Linked DNA regions of Homo sapiens: region 1 is linked to region 2. The links are chromatin contacts, found by Hi-C or POLR2A ChIA-PET in ENCODE. All regions are on one chromosome and are shown on one strand. Each heading gives the region's core, a stretch centred on a gene start or an enhancer-like site at or near the end of the contact. The rest is flanking DNA. Distances are from core to core; before and after follow the strand shown. Region 1 overlaps ITGA2 (integrin subunit alpha 2). Region 2 holds the start of PELO-AS1 (PELO antisense RNA 1).

What was found. A loop is a pair of places that touch in the nucleus more often than their neighbours do. ChIA-PET counts read pairs that join two places held with the same protein, here RNA polymerase II (POLR2A). Pooled maps may share reads with other maps.
Region 1: a loop to region 2 is called in a pooled map, with 7 times the contacts of the local background. The contact joins the enhancer-like site here to the promoter of PELO-AS1 in region 2. A Hi-C loop is called at or near these places in 9 of 50 pooled maps. POLR2A ChIA-PET finds 5 or more read pairs at or near these places in 3 of 52 experiments (Caco-2, MCF 10A and activated CD4-positive, alpha-beta T cell).

What each region holds. Positions count from the first base shown.
Region 1 is chr5:53,030,582-53,035,216 of GRCh38, reverse strand. The region is part of intron 2 of ITGA2 (integrin subunit alpha 2); the gene reads right to left. All of the region lies in intron 1 of LOC124900974 (a long non-coding RNA gene), which reads left to right. Among named protein-coding and RNA genes, the nearest start is that of ITGA2-AS1, 43 kb to the right of the region's middle. Within about 2 kb of position 3,321, at least 9 of the 41 ENCODE cell types and tissues checked have a DNase peak (open chromatin) inside an H3K27ac peak, as active enhancers do.
Region 2 is chr5:52,798,960-52,804,263 of GRCh38, reverse strand. It overlaps PELO-AS1 (PELO antisense RNA 1), which reads left to right and starts at 3,451. Exons shown (of 5, transcript NR_186455.1): 1 at 3,451-3,572. The region is part of intron 1 of ITGA1 (integrin subunit alpha 1); the gene reads right to left. It overlaps PELO (pelota mRNA surveillance and ribosome rescue factor), which reads right to left. Exons shown (of 3, transcript NM_015946.5): 2 at 3,144-4,379; 3 at 220-2,855. The coding sequence starts at 3,869. The coding sequence ends at 2,424. RefSeq lists enhancers at 2,941-3,640, 3,641-4,339.

The DNA.
Region 1 (4,635 bases), core at 2,072-4,571, 230 kb before region 2:
GGAGGGAGAGAGGGGGATAATTTTAAGACCATCACATTTTGCAAATCAAAGCTCATGAGCTAGTACCTTTCAACTAGGTGCTTTGGCAGATGGTTGTTTCATCAATGATAAAAACTGGAATAGCAACATTTGTAAACTGCTTTATAGCTCATAAAGCATTTTTTATGTGCATTATCTCCTTTGATCCTTATAAACACTCTGTGAGGTCAAGTGTATAACTATTTATGTTTTCATTTAAAGAAACTGACTTCAAGGGTCTAAGTGAAAGCAAAACCTATATATCTGCACCCCTGCCCTTTTGCTCAAAATTGCTGGTTCTTTTTACCATATTAAGTTCCCTTAGAACTCTTCTAGAGAAGCACTGTTTGCTTTCCCATCATATGGGGCACAGCAAGTTAATAAATAGTTGCCACTTGTGCCACTTAGCATTCCCCAGATCCTTCTTTAGATGGAGTTAGATGGATGTAAATGTCTTAGACAACTAGATACTAGGAAGGTGTGTGTGTAAGTCCCAGTCACCTTTGTAAATGAACTTTATTCCAGAAACAGATATTCACACATTACCACAGAGGAAAGCTTAAAATTATAAGACTTGTTGGTGAGGCATGGAGGATTTTTATAGATCATTAAAGCACAGCAGACATTCTGGAGCAACATATCTCTCCCACGTGCAAGTCACAAACAATGGGTGTGTATGTATTCATGTGTTTGTAGGTGCACACACAAACTTGTATCCAGAGTGAAGGAACGAAGAAGCAAATCAGGAGATATTTAAAGTGTCCTTCCTACTATAGATTTTTTTTTTTTTTGAGTTGGAGTCTCACTGTTGCCCCGGCTGGAGTGCAGTGACGTGATCTTGGCTCACTGCAACCTCCGCCTCTTGGGGGGTTGTCATTGTTGAGATGAGACATGCCACTTTGGATACCTGTATTAATAGTGCTGAGGATGGCTTAATTGTACAGCAATAGCATAATAAGTATTTATAAAATTTTTAACAGTAAGTATTTAAAGTTAAAATAAAAGTGTAAGAATATATTACAGTTGGATTTCTAATGTCTTTATAGAATCAAACACTGGACTAAGTTATGAGTAAAAAATAAAATTGAATGGAAGAAGAAAAGGAATATTTATGTTATGAATTTAAAATAAAAGGAGGGCCAGGCTCGGTGGCTCACGCCTGTAATCCCAGCACTTTGGGAGGCTGAGATGGGATCACTTGAGGCCAGGAGTTCGAGATCAGCCTGGCCAACACGGTGAAACCTCGTGTCTACTAAAAATATAAAAAATTAGCCAGGCATGGTGGTGGGCGCTTGTAGTTTCAGCTACTTGGGAGGCTGAGGGAGGAGAATGGCATGAACCCAGGAGGCGGAGCTTGCAGTGAGCCGAGATTGCCCTACTGCACTCCATCCTGGGCAAAAGAGTGAGACTCCGTCTCAAAAAAAAAAAAAAAAATTAGCCTAGTATGGTGGCACATGCCTATAATTCCAGCTATTCAGGAGGCTGAGGCATGAGAATCACTTGAACCCAGGAGGCAGAGGTTGCAGTGAGCCAAAATTGAGCCACTGCATTCCAGCCTTGGTGACAGACTGAGACTCTGTCTCAAATTAATTAATTAATTAATTAATTTAATTAAATAAGATATAAGCAAACTCTGTGAATAAATGAAGTTGGCATGTTAAATGGCACTGCCAGGACAACCTAATGGTAAGAGACTTTTATCTTTGAAAGAGATATAAAGGATGATAATTGGCTAATATTTAAAAGGCTATATCATAAAAGACAAAGACATGATTATTTTGGAAAGAGGATTGGAATAGAATAGCATTCTTGGCCAAGAAGAAGAAATGGACTTCATGAAGCTAATCCAATATGCATGGAAGCTCATCCATGACAGATGAGAATTGGTTGAGGGGATAGGAAGAGGTAGGGAGGACCCAGTTTTTTTTTTGAGATGGAATCTCCCTCTGTTGCCAAGGCTAGACTGCAGTGGTATGATCTCAGCTCACTGCAACATCTGCCTCCCAGGTTCAAGTGATTCTCCTGCCTCAGCCTCCCAAGGAGCTGGGATTACAGGTGCCTGCCACCACGCCCTGCTAATTTTTTATGGTTTTGGTAGAGATGGGGTTTCACCATGTTAGCCAGACTGGTCTCGAACTCCTGACCTCAAGTGATCCGCCCGCCTTGGCCTCCCAAAGTGCTGGAATTACAGGCATGAGCCACCGAGCCCAGCCCTGAAGTGCTTTACTTTTATTCTCACACAAGGTGCTCATAACATTCCAGTTTGATAAGGATGGCATACTTTCTGCTCCAGAGAAGTTGTGTGACTTTCCCAAAGTCACCCAGGGAGTGGTGGGGAAGCTGAGGGTAAAACCCTTGTGCTCCGGCTCCTGAGTATATTCATACAAGAAATTCCTGTCTATGATAGGATGAAAAGATGGATGGTAACTATCATCTTTGCCCAGGAAACAGCTGATGGTAAAGCCAATGATGCTAACATTGGAAATTCTCTAACAGAATTTTTCATTCAAGATTCTGAAAGTTTCTCTTACTTCATAAAGTTTATGTTAAAATAAAATTTAAATATTATTTATAAATGCCAACTACATCCTGTCACTCTCCTTCTTGGATACTTACAAAAATATGTACGTTTGGAACATTTTGTCTCATTTTGCATTAGCTTCCCCTATCTTTATTAATTATCAGCTCTGTAATCTTAGGTTAATTACTTAACATTTCTGAGTCACACTCCTCTCATTTGTAAAGGGGGTAATAATTTTGCAAAGCTCCTAGAGTAATTATGGGTATTACATGTTTGGCAAGGAAAGAGTACTCAATAAATACCAGGTGGTGTTATTATCAAAGTATCACGTGACATAATCTTTGATGTCTGTTATAGAATTAAACTTTTTTTTTTATTTAAAGTTCTCCTATAGGCACATCTGTGGATGACAATGCTATATTCATAACACATGTAGAGCTTTATTAAAGTTTTTCTCAATTAAAAAGTTAAAACTATAAGCTCATATATAGGTGGATTTTTTTTATTTTTATTTTTTGCTATGACACTTGTTCTTTCTATTTCTCCTCTCTCTTTAAGGAAAAAGAATGCACTAGTCCTTGTTAGAATGAAAGACATTTCTACAACTGGAAATACCCTAATTCCCAGTCAGTCCTCATCACACAGAGAGATTGCAGTTCTCTCTGGTTTTTGAGTCACATAATGAGCTCAGATTGTTCTTGCAACAGGCCTTCAGATTAGACAAACAGAAAGAGTGCATATCACCACAAACTCCAGGAAATGATTTTAAACATATCTCAATCCTTTGTAGATTGTTTGTGATAAGAATTGCATCATCCACATTGGAACATCCTGTGTGTGAAGTGAGGGCTCTGAAGCGGGATGGCCCTCCGCCTACACCGAAAAGAGAACAGACCACAGCCTTACTTACAGCCAGAGGGCTGCCCAGGTACTCTACTTGGGAGGTCAGCTTGTTTTAAAATTATCCCGCTCACTTGAGACTGTTAAAAAGGCTCCAGAATTATCAAAGCCATGTCACCACTGTTTCTAGAGTTGAAGTTCATAGTGCAATGAAAGTCTCATAAATGAAACTAGCAAAAGAGTTAAGATTATTTTGTTAAAATCTGGTAGATCCTGATGTAAATATGCCCATAAATTCTTAGAAAACATGGCACACATGACAGAGCTAAAATTGTACTTTAAAAATAACAGAGTGTGATTTAAGAATACTCAGACTAGAGCCTTCAGTGAGTTGTCTGAGGGAAAGGAGTGAAGTCAGGACTTAGATAGAAAGATTACAAAGAAAGTCAAAGTAAGCAGAGGAAAAAGATACCAAAATGACAGCTTCAGAATAAGCAGTAAGGGAATAAAGAAAACAAAGTTGTGTGTGTGTGCATGTATTACATGATAAATCCATGGAAAAAGAACTCGCAATTTGCTAAAGGAATAATTCATGGTCATACCAATTTCTGTGTCCAAAACTAACTTGATTAGTATCAGAAGGAAAGTCAATGTTTAAACAGTCCTTCCCACATCTGCTACTTCCATAATGCCTATGCAACTGTCATAAATTAAGAGTAGAGAAGGGCACAGGGCCCACTGTCAAAACAAACAGGCAATTCTGGGTTCCAAGTTTCATATAATTTTCCTTGAGCCTGAGAGTCGTGAAGACTGCTTGTCCTAACATGGCCCACTCTAGCACTGTAATGGGATAACCCATTCACCTGGATCCTGGCCACAGCCCTGCCCTCTGTGGCAAGGTACCTTGGCAGGGCTGGGCAAATGACAGAGGTCATGAGAAAACCTTGTCTCTCTAATGACCCAGGCCTTGGGAAAAGAAAATGAGCTCTTAAGTTATTATAGCTAGTGACACTGAAAGAAAACAAACACCATTAACTGCAAGGGGTTTACACTGACTGATGTCTTCTATATTATTCAAAGTTGCCTATTCTGCATATAAATCTTCCTCACTGACTCTATTTTACACTCCTTAAGGCCAACAACTATGTTTTGCATTTTTTGCACCTCATGTAGTTTAGAAAATCATGCCCATGGTTTTGCCTCTCTTGTTTCTTTGCTTCATAAGACCAGATCAACAAAAGGACCCAGACAGACTT
Region 2 (5,304 bases), core at 2,202-4,701:
ATTAGAGAAGGTACATTGGAGTTATCGATAGAGTTTTTATCACATATCCAATACTTAATGAGTAGCAGTTGGAATTAGACTACTGTATATGCTTTCCAGAGATAATTATGTCTTCTAGAAAAGTCAAAAATAATTATCTGAATTTTTAATTTGCTCCTATCATTATTGACATTTTCACCTATGATCTAGTAAGAATTGTATTCTTGATAACAGAAAATGTAATTTCTTAAAAATGAGTTAAATTTTATTTAATAATTCATAGACATAAAAACAGAAATTTATAGAGGTTTTATAGACAGTTGAGTATGGCCAGTTAACTTTTTTGAAAGACCTTAATACTCAAATCTTTTTCCTGACTGGGGACCCCTGCCAGAGATTTACCAGCACAGGAAGAATAACCTATTGCCTTTGTTTATCAGATTTTATTATGCACAGGAATCATCTAGAGATGTTGGTACAGGTAGCGCCTGTCTCAGTAGGTCTACAAAAGATCCCTGAATTCTAGTTTCCAACAAGCTCTCAGGGATGCTGCTGGTTTACGGACCATACTTTTGAATAGCAAGGCCTGAATCAGTGGCTATTAGCCTTGACGCCTATTGGAATCATCTGGGTAGCTTTAAAAAAAACATTTCTAGGGATAAAACGTTATTTAACTAGTCTGAGCTGCAACCTGGACACTGAGGGTTTTAAGAGCTCTCAAGTTGAGGTGAACAGGTAGCTAAATTTAAGAACCTATGGCCTAACATGTATTGGTTATATTTATTAGACCTCATTTCAGTACTGCATAGATTATGAGAGTAAAAATGTCCAAAAATCTCCAAATCCTTACTGAAAATATAATAACAATCAGGTTTCAACTTTAAGGATCTCAGTGGCTTCATTTCTATATTCTTATTAAATTATTTAGTAACATATTTGATAGTAATTTAAAGATACTCACGGAATTATAATGAAATGACAATCTCAATTACTTTTGAATTAGGAGATAGATGTACAAAAATATACATATGTGAGTTTTAAAGTATAGGGAAGTGTCAGTTCCCAATAAGAAATAAAAAGGTTCAGACTAGTTAGGAAGTTTACAAGAAATCCCCAAGTCTGTCACACCAGGAGGAAGGCCCACAGACACAGGAAAGACCGGCGAAAGTTTAGTTAGTATCACTACTTGAAATAGGCGTCGCTGATCCAGCAGTTAAAAACTGTATCATCACTATTAGATCGTTCCTAATTATTTTGCTAAATTGAGGTTTGCAAAAGGTCAAGAAGCAATTCCATTACTGAGGCTCCTTCCTTAACTTTTAGGAATGTGCACCAAAAATAATAAAAATAATATTTTAAACTCAGAGGTATTTGCACAATTCCATAATTATAGTAAAGAGTATCAGAGTTTAAGTCAATGATAGTAAAGAGTATTGGAGTTTAAGTCAACTGCCACATACTAGTCATGTGACTTAAACTTTAGAACAGGCTTCTTCACAACTAAAATAGTCCAATAAAAATGTGCAAACCCAAATTAATGCCACATACAAATATAAAACAGAATTAAGTATAACTTTGACAAGCAAAAAAATAAATAAATAATATAGCATGTTTTGGCGCAAAGAACTAAAGTCCAGACTGGGAATGACTTCCAGCTTTGCCACTAATTAGCCACATAACAAGCAAATCACATACTTTAATCTCATTTTAAAAATAAAGATGCCTCAAGGAGATTATTTTGACAATCCCTAGCAGATCAAAGTTCTAAAAAGCTAAAAATAACTGATTTAAGTTACCCTCTAAATCAAATATGACTAATGCTAACAACAACAAACCAAAACCAAGAATTTCCTTTTAACATGATTGGTTTAACAAGCCTTTGAAGAAAAATATTTAAAACTTGTCTTCAAGTCTACTAATTGTACGGCAATCATTTAAAATAGTAAAACTATTTAAATCTAAAAAAAATGTAGTGTGTGGAGGTGGGGAGAAAAGGGATCATTAAATGCAATGCAAGAACACCAAGCAGAATTAAAATAAAGAAATAATGTAAACAGGATAAGATAGCAAAAGCTTTTTCTAAGGAAAACTGTTTCAAAGCATGCAGTGTGAAATTTTGCAATCTATCCCAAACAATATACTGCATAGGCATCGTCTTTAAATACACACATTTTCTGTTTCCAAGTACTACAGATAACTCATAATTCCTATAAAAAATTACACAATTTAATCAAGATGGTAGTACGTGGAGATTATTTCCTTTTAGTTTATTGTTTAAATACATGTCTTGCCAATCACAAAATATCTAGTGTAGCCAAAGACATAAGAAATCCCTGTATGAATCAAAAAGTGCCATTCTTGCAGCTTTCTGTCACAAGGATGCTGAGAAATGTACTGTAACAGTTTAGGAAACACAAGATTGTCTCAATTTTAAGTTTCAATCATTAATCCTCTTCAGAACTGGAATCACCCTCTTGGTCAGAAAGTTCGGGAACAGGGAAGCGGAGAATGGCAGCTACCCCAGTCAACTGGCTGAGCTGTTCCCCAGAAACGTGAAGACTAGAGAATATCCTAACGGTGCCTGCATTCTCTTTCACACTGTCCACCAGCCTCACATACCGGCTCCGTGTGGCTACATCCTGATGCCTGAAGAGCTCATCGCTGATGAGCAATGTGTCAATTGCCATGGCTTCATTGGCCTTCTCCACCTGCTTGAGTCCATAGAAAGCTCGATCCGGTTCATGCTGTAACATTTTATAGAAGTCATCCAAGGCTTTGACTTCCCCAGCAGCTTTAGTGTCTGAAAGGCGGCTAGCCACAGTAGGGTCACAAAGGGCCTCTTTCAGGGAGTACTTGTGTCCGGAGGAGGCATGTACCTAGAATCACAATTACAAAAGTTAGGCAAAATAATCTCCTAGAACACCCATTAATCAGCTCACAAAGGCTTAAAGCCAAAAGCGCTAGTAAGGCTTCATATGTTTCAGCGAAGTTTACTCCATAAATTTGCTAGACATTTAACATTCTCTTTTTATTTCATTATCTCATGAAAATCCCAGCTAAGTAAAGACTTTCTCTTCTTATTTTTCCCAGTTCTAAAACTTTAGGAGTAGTTTATACCAATCCCTCTGCCCATTCTTAATTATCCCTGGGTAAGATTGTTTTACCTGAAGAAATTTGGACCGGTTTTCCAGGAGCAGTTTGTTGTCGGTCTTCACTGCTTGTTGAAACAGGTAGTCGCAGAACTGCTCCCTCACAAATCCTGGGCTGGCCACCAGGATGCACTTTACAACATCAAAGTGTATGTGGCGCTGGATAGCCTGGACCACCTGTTCATAGAACCGCTCCAAGGCCCGGTCATGCTGAGAGCAATTGCCTTTCCTTTTCCTAGGGATGTTCACCTCCACCTTGGCCCGAGTGAGGGTCATGCTGGGAGTGACTAAGCAGATATGGGCGAGGCCTTCCTGCATGACCACAGCCGCCACATCAGCGCTCCAGGCTGGGTCACAGGCCTGCTCGATGCGCTCCAGTACCACACTATCCCACTGCTTCTTGGCCAGGGTGAACTGGCGGTTGGGCTCCAGCTCGATGGTGTGGTAAGCCCCCATCTTGACATACTCATTCTCTTGGATGTTGGTCCCCTTAACCCGCAGCTGGCAGGCTTGAGAGTCGAAGTCGATGGCCTCCACGCAGAGAGTGAGGGTAGTGCGGACCCGGTTGCTGCCCACGCTGCCCGTGGAGGACTCTGTCTGTACCTTGCGGATGGTGGAGGCGCGCAGGCTGTCGCCCACCTGCACGAGGTTGTAAGTGTGCCACATGTCCTCAGGCTCCTCGGGGACCAGGGTCACCTGGCCCGCATTGTCCTTCTCGATGTTCTTCCTCACGAGCTTCATGGCCAAGGAAGGGGCTCACTGACAGAACCAAAGGAACCAAGGAGGTCCTCACCTCCGCCCCGGGAGAGGGGATGGGAATGCAGGCCAGGAAGGGGGCGGGGCCCGGTTTCTAAGGGCACTTGCCTGGCGGGAAGGAAACACGCTTGCTTCGACTCATGCAGCCTAGGGCAGCACTTCCTCTATCCTTTCCTCTCTCAGTCTCCCGGCGCGCTGCGTCTAACAGGCTCGGGGAACACTGCAGCGAAAATCTACCCCTACACAGTTCCCGCTGGCAGCACGCAACAGCGGGCTGACGAAATGAAGGCGCATGCGCAGCCCCCGTCCCGCGACCCGACGCACGTCTCCCGTCCCCAAAGGAGAGGCGGGGCCGCAGTTCGCGCGTGCGCAGGCGCACTAAGCTGTGAGGCGCTCCGGACGAATGAACTCCCTCAAGAAGGTGCACAGAGTGGTGGCGAGTCCTTTATTTTAATGCCAAACTTCAACTTCCTAAGTTTTCTCTTCCATCCCTGTCTGTGAAGAATCCGGGGAGTGTGTGAGTGCAAATACTAGTTTTACCTGCCTGCGGCTGCCACTGCAACGCTTCCCTCTGGGTAAATCCAATTTCAAAGCTTAGCAGTAAAAGTAGCTCTCAGAAGTGCAGATTTGGCCCCAACGGCCCAAACTATGCTCGTTTTTGCTCTTGCCTTATCCGCACTCGGACGCTACAAGCCTGTTGGAGCTGGTATTTAGAAGCGGTTTCTGAGAACTACTGGTCACGTTCTGTCTGGGCTCCCAGCAACGTGTCCAGCTGTTTTCTGCGCCTAGTTACCGTGTCTGCACGATCTGATTCACCCAGATGTTAAAGCGCTGGTCCCAAGAGAGAAGAAACTATGTGTGGAATTTACCCCTGGGTGGACCTCTCAGTTGCTTGACCTGATGTCCTGGGAATCCTAGGCTCCAAAGTTGGCAGCCTCAGCTTTCCGCAGCCCAGTAGCCTGTGAAATGTTTAGGTTGGGGGTTGGGTCGCAAGAGCTTAGGGCCAGATCTTCACTGCCAAAGCTAAGCTAAAAGCCGAGGCTATGGGAAGTGGGGAAAAACTATTAACTAGGACTGACCCTGATTGAATAGCTACATAATTTAAAGAAAATCCTTAAGTTACTTAGCATTCTTTATTAGGAAGTGGAAATGGAGAAGTGGGATTGCCTCTTTAAGAGACCGATGAATAGAAAAAACAAAAGAATCTAAAAGTTTCTTGAGAGCTTAGATGGAGTGGAGGGCAGAGAAGTCCTGCACACATAGCTTCTCACTGTCTTTTCTGTCTTTCTCTGTGTGGATTGGAAAGGGGAACTAACCAGCCTGAACAGATGAAACAGGGATGAAAGGAAGGAATCTGAGTTTGGCATAGGCGTGTGGAAGGAAAATAAATCTCGGATCCCCAAACTCATTAAGCCAAAGG